Regions from separate parts of the Homo sapiens genome. Here all the other regions are linked to region 1. The links are chromatin loops, found by intact Hi-C in ENCODE. Cell type or tissue: GM12878. All regions are shown on one strand. Each heading gives the region's core, and the rest is flanking DNA. Links, peaks and the distances in the headings are about the cores only.

What was found. A loop is a pair of places that touch in the nucleus more often than their neighbours do. Peaks named below come from ENCODE experiments on the same cell type or tissue, not always from the same donor. Only the 100,000 strongest peaks of a DNase experiment are listed, where the experiment ranks them.
Region 2: a loop joins it to region 1, with 2.2 times the contacts of the local background. A loop is called at or near these places in 14 of 110 quality-filtered maps.
Region 3: a loop joins it to region 1, with 4 times the contacts of the local background. A loop is called at or near these places in 5 of 110 quality-filtered maps.
Region 4: it touches region 1 in a loop (4-fold over the local background); 12 of 110 quality-filtered maps call a loop at or near these places.

What each region holds. Positions count from the first base shown.
Region 1 is chr4:40,621,204-40,624,966 of GRCh38, forward strand. All of the region lies in intron 1 of RBM47 (RNA binding motif protein 47), which reads right to left. Among named protein-coding and RNA genes, the nearest start is that of RBM47, 6.8 kb to the right of the region's middle. RefSeq lists silencers at 846-925, 2,246-2,295. In GM12878, for the core only: a CTCF peak has its summit at 1,890; DNase peaks (open chromatin) are centred at 1,248 and 1,918; H3K4me3 peaks cover 2,283 bases; H3K27ac peaks cover 2,500 bases.
Region 2 is chr4:40,558,357-40,562,119 of GRCh38, forward strand. The region is part of intron 1 of RBM47 (RNA binding motif protein 47); the gene reads right to left. Among named protein-coding and RNA genes, the nearest start is that of MIR4802, 58 kb to the left of the region's middle. RefSeq lists enhancers at 3,080-3,580, 3,724-3,763. In GM12878, for the core only: no CTCF peak of the experiment used is centred there; a DNase peak (open chromatin) is centred at 1,685; H3K27ac peaks cover 2,080 bases.
Region 3 is chr4:40,671,775-40,675,537 of GRCh38, forward strand. No RefSeq gene overlaps it. Among named protein-coding and RNA genes, the nearest start is that of RBM47, 44 kb to the left of the region's middle. RefSeq lists an enhancer at 508-1,707. In GM12878, for the core only: no CTCF peak of the experiment used is centred there; a DNase peak (open chromatin) is centred at 1,427; H3K4me3 peaks cover 570 bases; H3K27ac peaks cover 1,853 bases.
Region 4 is chr4:40,549,133-40,552,895 of GRCh38, forward strand. All of the region lies in intron 1 of RBM47 (RNA binding motif protein 47), which reads right to left. Among named protein-coding and RNA genes, the nearest start is that of MIR4802, 49 kb to the left of the region's middle. RefSeq lists a silencer at 1,896-1,985. In GM12878, for the core only: a CTCF peak has its summit at 1,913 (motif pointing left); DNase peaks (open chromatin) are centred at 2,059 and 2,837; H3K4me3 peaks cover 1,347 bases; H3K27ac peaks cover 1,848 bases.

The DNA.
Region 1 (3,763 bases), core at 716-3,215:
GCCACAGGATTCTAACAGCAACTGAGGAAGCCTTTTTCAGTGAATTATGGATCTAAACAAGGCAAATGAACGCAGAGAGGGAACTGTGCCTCCAAAGGCCACGAAAAGCAATTTTGCCAAACCTAGGTAATTGTCCAAAGGAGAGAACGAAGCCAGGGCTAGCAAACAAACATGACAGATCAGAGAATTGTTTTGCCACTTTGTAAAGGCAAGATCAAGTATTTGTACAAAGGTTCTGGGGAAAAATTAAAGACTCAAACAATGACTCTAGCACTTCCGTTTCATGCCAGGTCAAGACAAAAATACCTAATTGAGCTCTGCAGCTGAGAACAATCTAAATGGAATCCTGTAGCAGCAATTGGCACTTGTGGAAACCTCAAAGGTGAAAAGAGATAGTTAAGAAAATTTGTCTTGACAGTTACTTTCAGAAAATCATTAATTATAATTAAATGACAGTAGAAAAGGTGATAAACAATATAGTAACATAAGTCAGTCAAGTGTAATTATCTGTAGGGCATGCGATTCACAAAATGGTTCAAACAGAGGGCTACACATTTAGATGTAAATCACAAAAAGATTGCCAAAGAGGAGGCTTTGATTTGGAAACAGGGAAGCTCTGAAATGGGGAAGTGCTGAAACGATTGCGACATCCCCACATTTGGCCCTGCCTTGCACGTTACTTAGTCATCAGCCTCCATCAAGGACTTGTGGTGGCAGAGAAAATAAACCACAGAAAACATGGCAGCCTCCTGGGAGAGGTCTGGGAGAAAACCCATGCTCATTCAGAAAGGTATGTTCGTGGTTGTATTTCGAGTAAAACGCATTCAGTCACGCTTGAAATGTGTAAAAGCCTGTGTGTCTTATTCATTTATTCAACAAGTATTTATGGAGCACCTACTCTGTGGCAGACGCTCCTCTAATGTGCTTGGGATACACCAATGAATGAAGTAGACATTCTAGTCAGGGAGAGACAGATAATAGGTCACACAATTACATAGTATGCTACAAAGCGATAAATACCAGAGAGAAAGCAGGGTAGTGAGACAGAGGATGCGGGCAGGAAGGAGGAATTGCTGTTTTAACCTGGAGGAGGCAGAGCAAAGACTTGAAGGAGGTGAAGGAGTGAAGCATGGAGATGTCTGGGGATGATGGTTCAGGCATCGGGGCAGCCAGTGCAAAGGCCCTGTGGTATGAATGTGCTGGGCACACCCCATCAAGAAAAGGAGTGTGGTTAAAGCAGAGGAAGTAAGGATGTGTGTGGTAGCAGGCGAGGTTAAAGAGGTGATGGGACTAGAAATAAAGTCATTCACTGGCTTTTGAGTGAGATAGAGAAGCTCTAGAAAGTTTTCGGCAGGGGACTGACACGAGCTGACTTCTGTTTTAAAAAAGTCACTCTGGCCAGGTGAGGTAGCTCACACCTGCAATCCCAGCACTTTAGGAGGCCAAGGTAGGCAGCTCGCTTGAGGCCAGGAGTTCGAGACCAGCCTGGCCAACATGGTGAAACTCCATCTCTACTAAAAACACAAAAATTAGCCAGGCATGGTGGTGCATGTCTGTAATCCTAGCTACTCAGGAGGCTGAGGCAGGAGAATCACTGGAGCCTGGAAGGCAGAGGTTGCAGTGAGCTGAGATCGTGCCACTGCACTCCAGCCTGGGTGACAGAGTGAGACTCCATCTCAAAAAATAAAAGAGTCACTCTGGATACTGGGTTAAGAAAGGAGTGTGCGGGGAGAGCGGTGAGGACAAAGGTGGAAGCAGGGGAGCAGATAAGCAGATTCTGCAGACGTATCCACCCTTCCGTGACTAGCTCTAGCCAATGGAGAAAGGGCAAGACCTTTCATACATGACCAGGGTGTATGAGAACATGGGTGTTACCATTTAATTTCAGGGTCTGTGTGCCTCCTGCAGTTCCCACCGGAGAAGTGACTCCTAGGTTTCAGGCTGGGCTTGTCCGTATCATATGAGCTGGCAGTTTCTGTTTACTCATTGGCAAACTGACATATACCTTGAGGTAGATGCTGGAGCCCACAATGTGGAGCAAAAAGCAAAGGAGGTCCCTGGGCCAAACTACTGTTTGCACCAAATGGGAAGGGCTAACTTGTTATTGGATTTCTCTTTGCTCTGCAAATAGGATTTCACTAGAGGCAATTCTTCTAATACTTCTTCAGCCACCTGTCCTTCCTCATCTCTTTTCTTAGTAACTAAGAGTACACTGTCAGCCCACCAGAAAAGCCACACTGCTGTGATTCATTGATATTCACCTGATACTGCCCTTTCACTCTTGGATTTCTTGGTTGACCCTCCGTATTTTTTAGAGGTGAGATCTCACTATGTTACCCAGGCTGGAGTGCAGTGGCTAGTCACAGGCGCAATCATAACGTACTAAAGCCTTGAGCGCCTGTCATCCAGCGACGCTCCTGCCTCAGCCTCCCAAGTAGCTGGGACCACAGGCATGAACCACCACGCTCAGCTCTTCACTCTCCCTAATTTTGAGAAAACATACTTTTTTCCTTCTAGTAATGACCTAATAAGTTTTTTCTAATTACGAAAAAATGCACTTTTTTCCTCCTCATCATTGCTTATTGGCAACTCTCAGCCTTTTAAAGGATATTAAATAGCAGACAAAGAGGTATAAACTTGTTTGTTTGTTTGTTTGTTTGTTTGTTTTTTAGATGGAGTCTTGCCCTGTCAAGGCTGGAGTGCAGTGACGCAATCTCGGCTCACTGCTACCTCCGCCTCCCGATCTCAAGGGATCCTCCCACCTCAGCCTCCCTGGTAGCTGGGATTACAGGCGTGTACCACCACGCCTGGCTAATTTTTGTATTTTTTGTAGAGATGGGGTTTTGCCATGTTGCCTAGATTGTTCTCAAACTCCTGGGCTCAAGTGATCTGCATGCCTTGGTCTCCAAAAGTGCTGGGATTACGGTGTGAGTGACCAAGCCTGGCCCAGATTAATTTATTTAATCCTTATAATAACCCTGTGAGGTAGGCATTTTACAGTTGGGGAAACTGAGTCACAGAGTTTTCTTTTTTAGTTAGCCTGCCTAAAGTCACATGTAAGTGGCAGAACTAAGATTGGAACCAAGGCAGCCCATGCTCCTAGCCACTCTGCTATGGAGTGTGAATTTAGTATGAATAGCCATCCTTTCCCTAAAATCTGCATCTTTACTCTAGATAAACCCCTTTTTTTCTCACCACATGACCAAACGTTGCTGATTACCCTGATAACAAACTAGCCCACAGTGCTGAGCTCTCCTCCATGCCAGCATGCTGCAGCCTTTTATAATCTAACTAAATTCTAAGGTAAAGCCATAACCACCTCATTCTTCCCTGGACATGTCTAAAATAGTAAGATCATCCTCATGGAGAAATAGATCATAGGTATTAACTGGTAGTACATAAAACAAAAACAACAAAAACATTAGGCCATTGCATTTTCTGTTAATAAGAAGTTGCAGTGCCCCATTAAATTTTCTGTGTCACCAAAGCCTCCCAGTTGTAGTTACACAAAGGCAACTTTGTCTTGAGAAGGCTACTGGGAAGATGGGCCTAATCTTGGCAAGGGCTTGGTGTACCAAGAACCATGTTATTATTTTTTAATCAAATGACAACACACAAAAAGAAATATTATTTAAGCCATCTTTTCTTTTCTTTTTCTTTTTTTTTTTTTTTTTTTTTGTTGTTGTTGCCCAGGCTGGAGTGCAGTGGCGCGATCAGCTCACTGCAACCTCTGCCTCCTGGGTTCAAGCGATTCTCCTGCCTC
Region 2 (3,763 bases), core at 595-3,094, 63 kb before region 1:
CATTTATTGAATGAGTAAATGTCTAAAAAATATGTACTGAGGCTGGGCATGGTGGCTCACGCCTGTAATCCCAGCACTTCAGGAGGCCGAGGCAGGTGGATCACTTAAGGTCAGGAGTTCAAGACCAGCCTGGCCAACATGGTGAAACCCTGTCTCTATTAAAACTACAAAAAAAAAAAAAAAAAAATGGGCCAGACATGGTGGCTCATGCTTGTAATCCCAGCACTTTGGGAGGCTGAGGTTGGCAAATAACCTGAGGTCAGGAGTTCAAGACTAGCCTGGCCAACATGGTGAAACCCCATCTCTACTAAAAATACAAAAATTAGCCAGGTGTGGTGGTGGACACCTGTAGTTCCAGCTAATTGGGAGGCTGAGGCAGGAGAATTGCTTGAACTCGGGAGGCAGAGGTTGTAGTGGGCCGAGATCGTGCCACAGCACTCCAGCCTGGTCGACAGAGTCAAACTCTGTCTAAAAAAAAAAAAAAAAAATTAGCCGGGCGTGGTGGCAGGCGCCTGTAATCCCAGTTACTTGGGAGACTGAGGTAGAAGAATCACTTGAACCCAGGAGGCGGAGGTAGAAGTGAGCCAAGATTTCGCCACTGCACTCCAGCCTGGGTGACAGAGTGAGACTCCGTCTCAAAAAAGAAATGTGTACTAAGCCCCTCCTATGTTCCAAGCACTGTGCTAGTGATTGTGGTGAATAGGGCAGATCCAGCCTTTATTTTATCCCTATTACAAGGTATTTATCCCTATTACAAGGTATATTACCATGACATAGATAGCATTTGCCCCTCAGTAATGGTTTTTTCTTTAGAGGCTACTTCACCAAGACAGAATATAAGCTAGTTTGGATTATATGGAAAAGCAGCCTTTGCCTCTATTTCTGGCAAATAGAAGGAGAGAGCCTAATAAATATTTTTCAAGTGAGTCTAACATGAAATCAGGCTGTGTTTCTCAAACAATTACAGGTGACAAACACAGAATACGATATGGCTAGCCCATAATGTGGGTGTTATTTCTACAATAACGAATCAAGTGACATGGGTATGCAAGCATCATTTCAGAAACTATACAGAGAAGCTGCATTTTCTCCCTCAAGCCCCAAAGTCCAAGATAATGTCAAGTGAGAAAGCCTGAAGCAAACATTGGAGATCTTATCTAAATTTTTTAAAAATAAGACTGTTAAGGAAGAAAAACTGAGGTGTTGTTTAAATATAAAAGATTCTATCTTTGTTCCTGTGGGTGACCAACACCAGGGTAGAGAAAATCTTGATTCAGCAAATATTTTTTGAGTTTCATGAAATATCCCCTCCACCATCCTCTAAGGTCCCACCCAAATCGGGAAGACTCTTGGTGGTGCAAAAATAGGATTATTGTTGTTTTTGCGAAGTCAGGCCCTTTATTAGAGGGTAGAAAGAACACTTGTTCCTGATTTCTCAACTTCTGATTCCTGTTGGCAGCACATAATATGCCCCAGCCTTGACTCTCAAGCACAACAAACTGCAAATGAAATAGATAAGTCACTGTTCCTTCAAATCTGTACATTACAAGCCATTTCTAGTGTTTACCTTTTTTAAAATTTTGGCCAAATTACTTGCACTAGCCAGATAGCTGTTAGAGAGATTAGCAAGTAGGTCTGAGAATCACTCACCCATAACCACGCGCTCACTTTCTTGATATTACTCTCTTATTTTTCCATCCTGACCCTGGCACAATAGTTAAACACCAGCCTGGTCAGCAAAACAGTGTTGTCAAAACGCAGCCAAGCTGAGTTTTGACCCACAGAGGTCTGACAGTTGTCAGGAATTTCCTAACATGGCCAGGGTCACTGACAGTTAAAGGTTTCACTGGTATCACCTGCAAAATCTAACTCCACTCCATGAAAAGTGCAGAAAACTCTTAAAATGCTTTCTGTGCTGCCTAAGGTTCTGATTTTAAAACACAAGAGTATGGAAGTTCAGACTTTTGGTTATCTCCACTTTGCCAAGGCACAGGTGTTTGAGGAATGAGCATGTGCATGGCCCAGCACTTTCTTACCACTCTTGGATGATCAAGAGTTCAAAGCAACCTTGCCAGGTGCATTTAAAAAAAAAATCTAACCAGAGCTCACAATACAACCAATTCCTTGGATTGAATGAGGACACCTCGGCTCTCCCTGCTCCCGGCAGTGCCAGCCTTTGGTCACTTGCCAGTCCAGGGGAAGCCAGGAGGTGACCTCCCCGACCCTCTCCTGCCTAGTCATACATTCGAAGTTTTCATCTATTTTGTATGATGCAGCCATCTATGCCCTCTTTGACTGCTGACCACCATAACTAAAAAGTTGCTGCTAGGCTGGGCGTGGTGGCTCATGCCTGTAATCCCAGCACTTTGGGAGGCCAAGGCAGGTGGATTACGAGGTCAGGAGTTCAAGACCAGCCTGGCCAAAATGGTGAAACCCCGTTTCTACTAAAAATACAAAAAATTACCCAGGCATGGTGGCAGGCGCCTGTAATCCCAGCTACTCAGGAGGCTGAGGCAGGAGAATCACTTGCACACAGAAGTGGAGGTTGCAGTGAGCCGAGAACGCGCCACTGCACTTCAGCCTGGGCAAAAAGTAAGACTCCTTCTCGGAAAAAAAAAAAAAAAAGTTGCTGCTATTCCCTTTTCTCTCACTATTTCCCACATTCTTAGCACTGCCTACGTGTCAGGAACTGCATTAAAGGAGACTATGTGTCTGGTTTTTTACCTCCCAACAATCAAGCCTGGTAAGGAACTGTTAAACCCACTTTCAGTAAAGAAGACTGAGGTCCAGAGAGATTATCTTATTATAAAGTGCCCAAGAGGCAGGATGGGACTTAAATCTTAGCCTTTCTGGGACTATTTTTCCATTGTCTTTTTTTTTTTTTTTTTTTTTGAGACGGAGTTTCACTTTTGTTGCCCAGACTGGAGTGCAATGGTGCAATCTCGGCTCACTGCGACCACCGCTTCCTGGGTTCAAGCGATTCTCCGGCCTCAGCATCATAAGTAGCTCGGATTACAGGCATGCACCATTACGCCTAGCTAATTTTTGTATTTTCAGTAGAGATGGGATGTTGACCAGGCTGGTCTCGAACTCCTGACCTCAGGTGATCCACCTGCCTTGCCCTACCAAAGTGCTGGGATTACAGGCATAAGCCACTGTGCCCAACTTCTTTTTTGCTTCTTCTTTTCTTTTTTTTTTCTTTTTTTTTTTTGAGACAGGGTCTTGCTCTGTCACCCAGGCTTGAGTACGGTGGTGCAATCTCAGCTCACTGCAACCTCCACCTCCTGGGCTCAGGTGATCCTCCCACCTCAGCCTCCTGAGTAGCTGGAATTACAGGCTTGCACCACCATGCCCAGCTAATTTTTGTATTTTTTGCAGAGATGGGGTTTCGTTATGTTGCGCAAGCTGGTCTCGAACTCCTGCGCTCAAGCAATCCACCCATCTGGGCCTCCCTAAGTGCTGGGATTACAGGTGTGAGCCACCTCGCCTGGCCTCCGTTGTCTTAATGTAAGATATCCTTTTACTAGATCAGAAATCTCTGTCCTTCTCTCATTCATTTATTCATTCAGCCAGTCAGTTAACATTCATTAGAGGTCCACAATGCAAGGTCCCCTCAATGACTCAATGACTTGAAACCTGTTTCTCAAATAGCCCATGTGACTACTTACTCATTTTAAAAAGCTATTATTAAATCAATTGCATGTTTTACAATCAGTACCCCATGGTTACAATCCAGGAAACATACCCCCAAGTGATAATCTGC
Region 3 (3,763 bases), core at 473-2,972, 50 kb after region 1:
CAACCATGGAATTAAGTATCTTTCCCATATTAGACCCATTAGCAAATACCCCTGAGAGAGAGAGAGAGATTAGGTGCAGAAATAGCTCAGGAATGCCAAATCATTTAACAGATGCAGTGCTTTTGTTCTTGATTCATTAATTCATTCAACAAATATTTGATTCCCTACTATGTGCTGTAAATTATTGTGGATACTGGGAATACAGCAATGAATAAAACAAAACCTCATGCGGGAGAAAGGCAATGACAAACAAATAAACATATTTGTACATCTGAGGCATATCAGGTAGCCAAAGTGCTATGAAGAAGAATAAAGCAGGGGCCGGCGCGGTGGCTCACGCCTGTAATCTCAGCACTTTGGGAGGCCAAGGTGGGTGAATCACCTGAGGTCACGAGTTCGAGACCAGCCTGGCCAACATGGTGAAACCCTATCTCTACTAAAAATACAAAAATTAGCCAGGCATGGTGGCACGTACCTGTAGTCCCAGCAACTTGGGAGGCTGAGACGCGAGAATCGCTCGAACCTGGGAGGTGAAGGTTGCAGTGAGCCGAGATCGTGCCACTGCACCCCAGCCCGGGAGACAGGGCAAGACCCCCTCTTCAAAAAAAAAAAAAAAAAAAGAATAAAGCAGGATAAGGAGACAGTGACGGGCAGGGAACAGCGCTGCTTTAAATAAGTTGGTCAGGGAAAGACACTCCAGTCAGATGCCACTTGAGCAGAGATCTGAGTGAATTAACGACATGAACTAGAGAAAGAATATTCCACGCCAAAGAGAACAGAGGCACAGTGGCCCAAGGCAGGCAGGAGTTTAGCATAACTCAAGGGAGGGTCCAGAGGTCCTGCGGCTGGAGTGGAGTGAGCCGGAAAGAGGAAGGAAAGGTCACATGAAGAGCTGGGGCCAGGTCCTGATGGTAAGTGCTCTTTGGAACTCCTCCTTTTAAAACTGGCGTGTCTTCAGGAAGCTGAATATCTACAAAGCTAGGCCTCGGAGAGAAGGCTTTTCCTGAGTATGTTTGTGTGAGTGATTCCGTGTGTTAACAAAGCGCCCCAGGATTTGCCTTTTCTTCCCCTGTTTCTTGCTGTTAGAATGTTAATCTGGCTAAATCCATTCAGCTTCACTCGTTTGGAAATCAGTCATCTAATGCTTGTAGCGAAAAAAGGAGACAAGCTAATACATCTCAACAGAGCAGATACGTGGGAGCCACTCCCACAGATCAAGATCCTTGCAGAAACCCAAGCCATTGTTCAGCCAATAGTAAATAAGAATCCGAGTCATTCTAAAACTGAGTAGAAAGCTGAGTCATCCTTCCCTCTATCAAGAGCTTTATTCCTTTTGCATCCTGTGGATCTTGGTTGGTTAACACATTACTGAATGGTGACGTGGGTAGGTCTGTCTGCCTGCATCAAATCCTGCCCTAACCACATTCTCAAGATAGTTTTCACCACATTTACTAAACTTCCTTGAACCTCAGTTTCCTCCTCTGCAGGAGGAGGGTATGAATGCTTTATTAGTTTTCTACTGCTGTGTAATAAATTAGCACAGATCTAGAGGGTAAGAGCTACTCCCACTCATCATTTCACAGTGCTGTAGGCCAGAGGCCCCAGATGGCGTAACCAGGTTTTCTGCTAAGAGCCTTGAAACGCTGAAATCAAGATGTTGGTTGTCCGTGTCCTCACCTAGAGCTCAGGGTCTTCCTCCAAGCTCATCCCTGTTGTCAGCAGAATGTAGGTTCCTGCAGTTGTGGGACCGAGGCCTTGTTTCCTCACTGGCTGTCAGCAGAGGCCATTTCTCAGCTCCTTAAGCCTGCCCCCTTCCTCCACAGTGACCCTCTATTCCAAAGCAGCAACTACACACCTAACCCTTCTGACACTTGGAAAACATCTGACTTCTGCTCTCAGCCAGAGAAAGCTCTCTGCTTTTATTCTTTTTTTTATCTACTTATTTATTTTGTAGAGTGGGGATCTCGCTATGTTGCCCAGGCTGATTTTAAACTCCTGGGCTCAAGTGATCCTCTTGCCTTGACCTCCCAAAGTGCTGGGATTACAGGCATGGGCCACCATGCCTGCCGCTTTCTGCTTTAGCAGCTCATGTTCACCCAGATAATCACTCTTTCTTAAGGTCAACTGTGCCATACAACATAATATAATCATCAGAGTGAAATCTCATCATATTCACAGGTTCCAGAGATAAAGGACATCTTTAGGGTCCATTTTAGACATTCTGCCTACAACAAATGCCTTCCTTGCAGAACTCTTTTGAAAATTAGAGATGATGTATGTGTGTAAAATAGTTGCCAGCTGCTAATAGCTGCTATTACTATAAGAGCCTCTTTGATGCAGGGAGCAACTAAGTAACTGAGCTACTCAGTGAATCAAGTATAAGACCAGACTCCGGTGCCAGGGCTGTGGCTCATGCCTATAATCCCAACACTTTGGGAGGCCGAGGCAGGCGGATCACCTGAGGTCGGGAGTTCAAGACCAGCCTGACCAACATGGAGAAACCCTGTCTCTACTAAAAATACAAAATTAGCCAGGCGTGGTGGCGTGTGCCTGTAATCCCAGTTACTCAGGAGGTTGAGGCAAGAGAATAGCTTGAACTGGGAAGGCGGAAGTTGCAGTGAGCGGAGATCACGCCACTGCACTCCAGGCTGGGTGACAGAGCGAGACTCCGTCTCAAAAAAAAAAAAAAGATCAGACTCCAAACAGTCTATGGTAAACACCTATCATTACCTTTCTTATATGTATGAATATTAAAACAGCATTTCACGCATAACAAGTACACTGTTTTTATTGGAGCATTTATTAATGAGTTGATTTGGAAGTTCACCTTAGACAAAGATTGAGTTCCTCCCCTTTTCTCTGAATACATTATTTCTCTCTTTTATCAAATCATTTTGGCAAAGCTGCTGCTTCTTCTTCCTTCTCATGTACTTTGGTGGAGTTCCTTAACACAGGACTCTGCATTTGGCTTTTATAGCACAAGTATTGCTATGATCTGAATTTGGTGATCCTCCAAAATCCATACTGAAATCTCTTTTTCTTTTTTTTTTTTTTTTTTTTGAGATGGAGTCTCACTCTGTTACCCAGGCTGGAGGGCAGTGGCACAATCTCAGCTCACTGAAACCTGCACCACCCGGGTTCAAGGGATTCTTGTGCCTCAGCCTCCCAAGTAGCTGGAACTACAGGCACGAGCTACCATGCCTAGCTAATTTTTTTTTTTTCCAGAGACGAGTCTTACTCTGTCACCCAGGCTGGAGTGGAGTGCAGTGGCACGATCTCGGCTCACTGCAACACCTCCACCTACTGGGTTCAAGTGATTCTCCCGCCTCAGTCTCCCCAGTAGCTGAGACTACAGGCACCCTCCACCATGCCTAGCTAATTTTTGTATTTTTAGTAGAGACGAGGTTTTGTCGTGTTGATCAGGCTGGCCTCAAACTCCTGACCTCAGGTGATCCGCAAACCTCGGCCTCCCAAAGGGCTGGGATTACAGGCATGAGCCACCACACCCAGCCAAAACTTTAAGGACTAAGAGCTAGACCATAATGTGTCAGAAGACTCTTTTCCCCTCTGCCATGGCAACTGGCAATATTCCAAATAGCTTCTGTTCTTTTAGCCTGGGGGATACCTGTAATTATAGCATAACACAGTCCACCTGGGACTCTCACAGTGGCGACACTGAATATTTCTATGCAACCTTAAAAATCTCCACAGATTGGCCAGGCATGGTGGTTCACTCCTCTAATCCCAGCACTTTGGGAGGCCG
Region 4 (3,763 bases), core at 465-2,964, 72 kb before region 1:
CTCTGTTGCCCAGACTAGAGTGCAGTGGCATAATCTGCAACCTCCGCCCCCTGGGTTCAAGCGATTCTCCTGCCTCAGCCTCCCGAATAGCTGGAACTACAGGCACGCACCACCGTGCCCAGCTAATTTTTGTATTTTTAGTAGAGACAGGGTTTCACCATGTTAGCCAGGCTGGTCTCAAACTTCTGACCTCAAGTGATCCACCTGCCTCTGCCTCCCAAAGTGCTGGGATTACAGGCGTGAGCCACCACGCCCAGCCAGTACCTCAGTCTCCCTCTTATTTTCCTCAGTCTGTAAGTAAGGATAATAATAGCACTTCCCTTAGAGGGAGGATTCCTTAAGTTAAATAATACGAGTACATAGGTGCAATAAATGTTTTTTTTGTTTGTTCGTTTTTTTTTTTTTTTTGAGATGAAGTCTCGCTCTGTGGCCCAGGCTGGAGTACAGTGGCATGATCTCGGCTCACTGCAACCTACGCCTCCCGGGTTCAAGCAATTCTCCTGCCTCAGCCTCCCAAGTAGCTGGGATTACAGGTGTGTGGCACCATGCCCAGCTAATTTTTTTTTGAGACGGAGTCTCACTCTGTCGCCCAGGCTAGAGTGCAGTGGCGCAATCTCAGCTCACTGCAACTTCCGCCTCCCGGGTTCAAGCAATTCTCCTGCCTCAACCTCCCAAGCAGCTGGTATTACAGGCGTGTGCCACCACGCCTGGCTAATTTTTGTATTTTTAGTAGAGACAGGGTTTCACCATGTTGGTCTCGAACTCCTGACCTTGTGATCCACCCGCCTCGGCCTCCCAAAGTGCTGGGATTACAGGTGTGAGCCACCGTGCGCAGTAATAAATGTTAAATACAGCAGAAATAAATATTAAAGAACAAATGGGAAATTAATGATTGTTCAGTTAATGACAGTTCTCCCTCTCCATGAATATTAGCCAGAGGATAACCACCACCACAGCCACAAAGGGTCAAACCCAACAGAGCTGTCTTGGAACGAAGCTGGGTTTGATTTCCTTGCATCTCTCCCGAATTCTCACATGGTCTCCTACACAAGACCATAAATTTTGTGCATGATCATTACTTTAAAGTTATAAAATGCTTTGTGTCAGGTAAAATGTTCTCAACGATTAAAGATTAAAGGGGATGTGGGGCCTTCGAGGGGAGACTGACTGCAGAGGGGCATGAGAAAACTTTCCAGAGATGTTAGTTCCTACATCTTGATTGGGGTAGTGGTTTCACAGCTGGATACATGTGTTAAAAGTCACCACTGAAAATGTGGGAAGTTTATCATACGTAATTTTTTTTTGAGACAGAGTCTCACTCTGTCGCCCATGCTGGAATGTAGTGCTATGATCTCAGCTCACTGCAACCTCATCCTCCTGGGTTCAAGTGATTCTCCTGCCTCAGCCTCCAGAGTAGCTGGGACTACAGGTGCCCAGCACCATGCCCGGCTAATTTTTGTGTTTTTAGTAGAGATGGAGTTTCACCATGTGGGCCAGGCTGGTCTCAAACTCCTGACCTCAAGTGATCCGCCCACCTCAGCTTCCCAAAGTGCTGGGATTACAGGTGTGAGCCACCGCGCCTGGCCCTATCATATGTAAATTATACCTTAATAAAGATTGAAGGGACGGAAGATAGAGGAAAAAGGGATTCAAGGGGAAATGGGTATTTATATTCCAGAGAAGGAAAAAATAGATATGCATGAAGAAACTCGTCTTAAAACTTTTAATTTCCAAAATCATTCTCTCTTTGAATAGATGAAACTGTCAAGGAATGCAAAAAAAAAAAAACTTCCTTATGCAAGAAACATTTTGAAAAATTTAGACATCTTCCCCCTCTCATTATCCTGTAACTAACAAACAGCACTTTTTTACCCCTAGGTTCACTGAACAAGCTGCCCTCTTGTGGTTCTGATATATTTCCTGAGCACAAAAGTGGGCTGTTAGGAAGCTGTGTAGGTAGCAAGCCCAGCCTGCCCACAAATATTTGTCAAGGTAACTGAGAGTGAATGTTCTGACCTGCTTCTACATGAGAGGTATACACACATCACTATGGGCTTGGGTCACAGTTACAAAAGAATGAAGAAAATACGGTGGCCACAAAATACATATGGTTCGAGGCTGACAAATTCAAAAGACAATTTAATCTCTGTTTACTTTGCTGCTTAATTTTAAGGCCCTTTAGTACATACTTTCACTTTTGCAACGTGGAATCAGCATATCAGAAGCAAGCACGTCTCAAACAAGGTCAGGGCAAAGAAAGCAGAACTGCAAACTCCGATTCTACCATCTGTGAATATATTCAATATTCCCAAGATATCTTTGTACAAAGAAAGAAAACAACAAAACAAAGTAAACAAATAGTACCTAATAAAAACAATCCTGCATTTTATTAACATTGGCAAGCAGAATCCAGATCTCTAATAAAATAACAAGCACTTTTAAAAAAGAAAGGAAAGGAGGGAAGAAGGAAGTACACAAGGAAGAGGGAGGGAGGGAGAATCAAATAGCGTACTTTTCTTTTTTTTTTTTTTTTTGAGACAGAGTCTCGCTCTCTTGCCCAGGTTGGAGTGCAGTGGTGGGATCTCGGCTCACTGCAGCTTCCGCCTCCCGGGTTCAAGTGATTCTCCTGCCTCAGCCTCCCAAGTACCTGGGATTACAGGAGCGTGCCACCACATCCAGCTAACTTTTGTATTTTTAGTAGAGACAGGGTTTCACTATGTTGGCCAGGCTAGTCTCGAACTCTTGACCTCAAGTGATTCACCTGCCTTGGCCTCCCAAAGCGCTGGGAATTACAGGTATGAGTCACTGCATAGCCACAGCATAATTTTCAAAAGTTACACTAAAAGAAGACAAAAGATGACACAGGCATTGACTCAAAAACTGGAAACATTTTCTCTTCTAGAGAGCAATCCATCTTTATACAAGACCTTGTTTAAAAGAAAAACATAGAGGCCCTAAGACTTTTTTAAAGATAAGGATTTAGGGGCTAGGTGCGGTGGCTCACACCTGTAATCCCAGCACTTTGGGAGGCTGAGGCAGGTGGATCACGAGGTCAGGAGATGGAGACCACCCTGGCTAACATGGTGAAACCCTGTCTCTACTAAAAATACAAAAAATTAACAGGGCATGGTGGCGGGCACCTGTAGTCCCAGCTACTCAAGAGGCTGAAGCAGAAGAATTGCTTGAACCTGGGAGGTGGAGGTTGCAGTGAGCTGAGATCCCGCCACTGTACTCCAGCCTGGGCGACAGAGTGAGACTCTGTCTCAAAAATAAATAAATAAATAAATAATAAAAAGATAAAGGATATAAATAAAAATGGGCTCTGTATTTCAACTATTGACGTGTTAAAAATTCATCTAGTCCAGATCCTGCAGTAGCAGGTGGGCTAAATTAATTTGAACCAGGGGTAGACTCATTTCTGTATATGGCTGCCGAATCCACATTCTGATAGATCAATCTTTCTTTTTAAACACGGTCACGTCACTTCCCTTCTCAAAACCCTCCAATGGCATGTCCTCACACTTGGAATAAAATCCAGAGTCCTTCCCCAGGTTCCCTCTAGGAGCCTGCATAGCGTGGCTTGGCTGTGCTCCATTCCCTGCTGTTCATTCTCCATCAACCTCACAGTGCTGGCTATACCACTGGCCTTCTGGCCGTTTCTTAAACAAACCAGCTCATCCTCTTCTCCTGCCTTGGCACTCACTGTCGGCCCCACCTGGAATTTCCTTTCCCAGCCTTTACACCACCCCCCATCCTAGCTCTC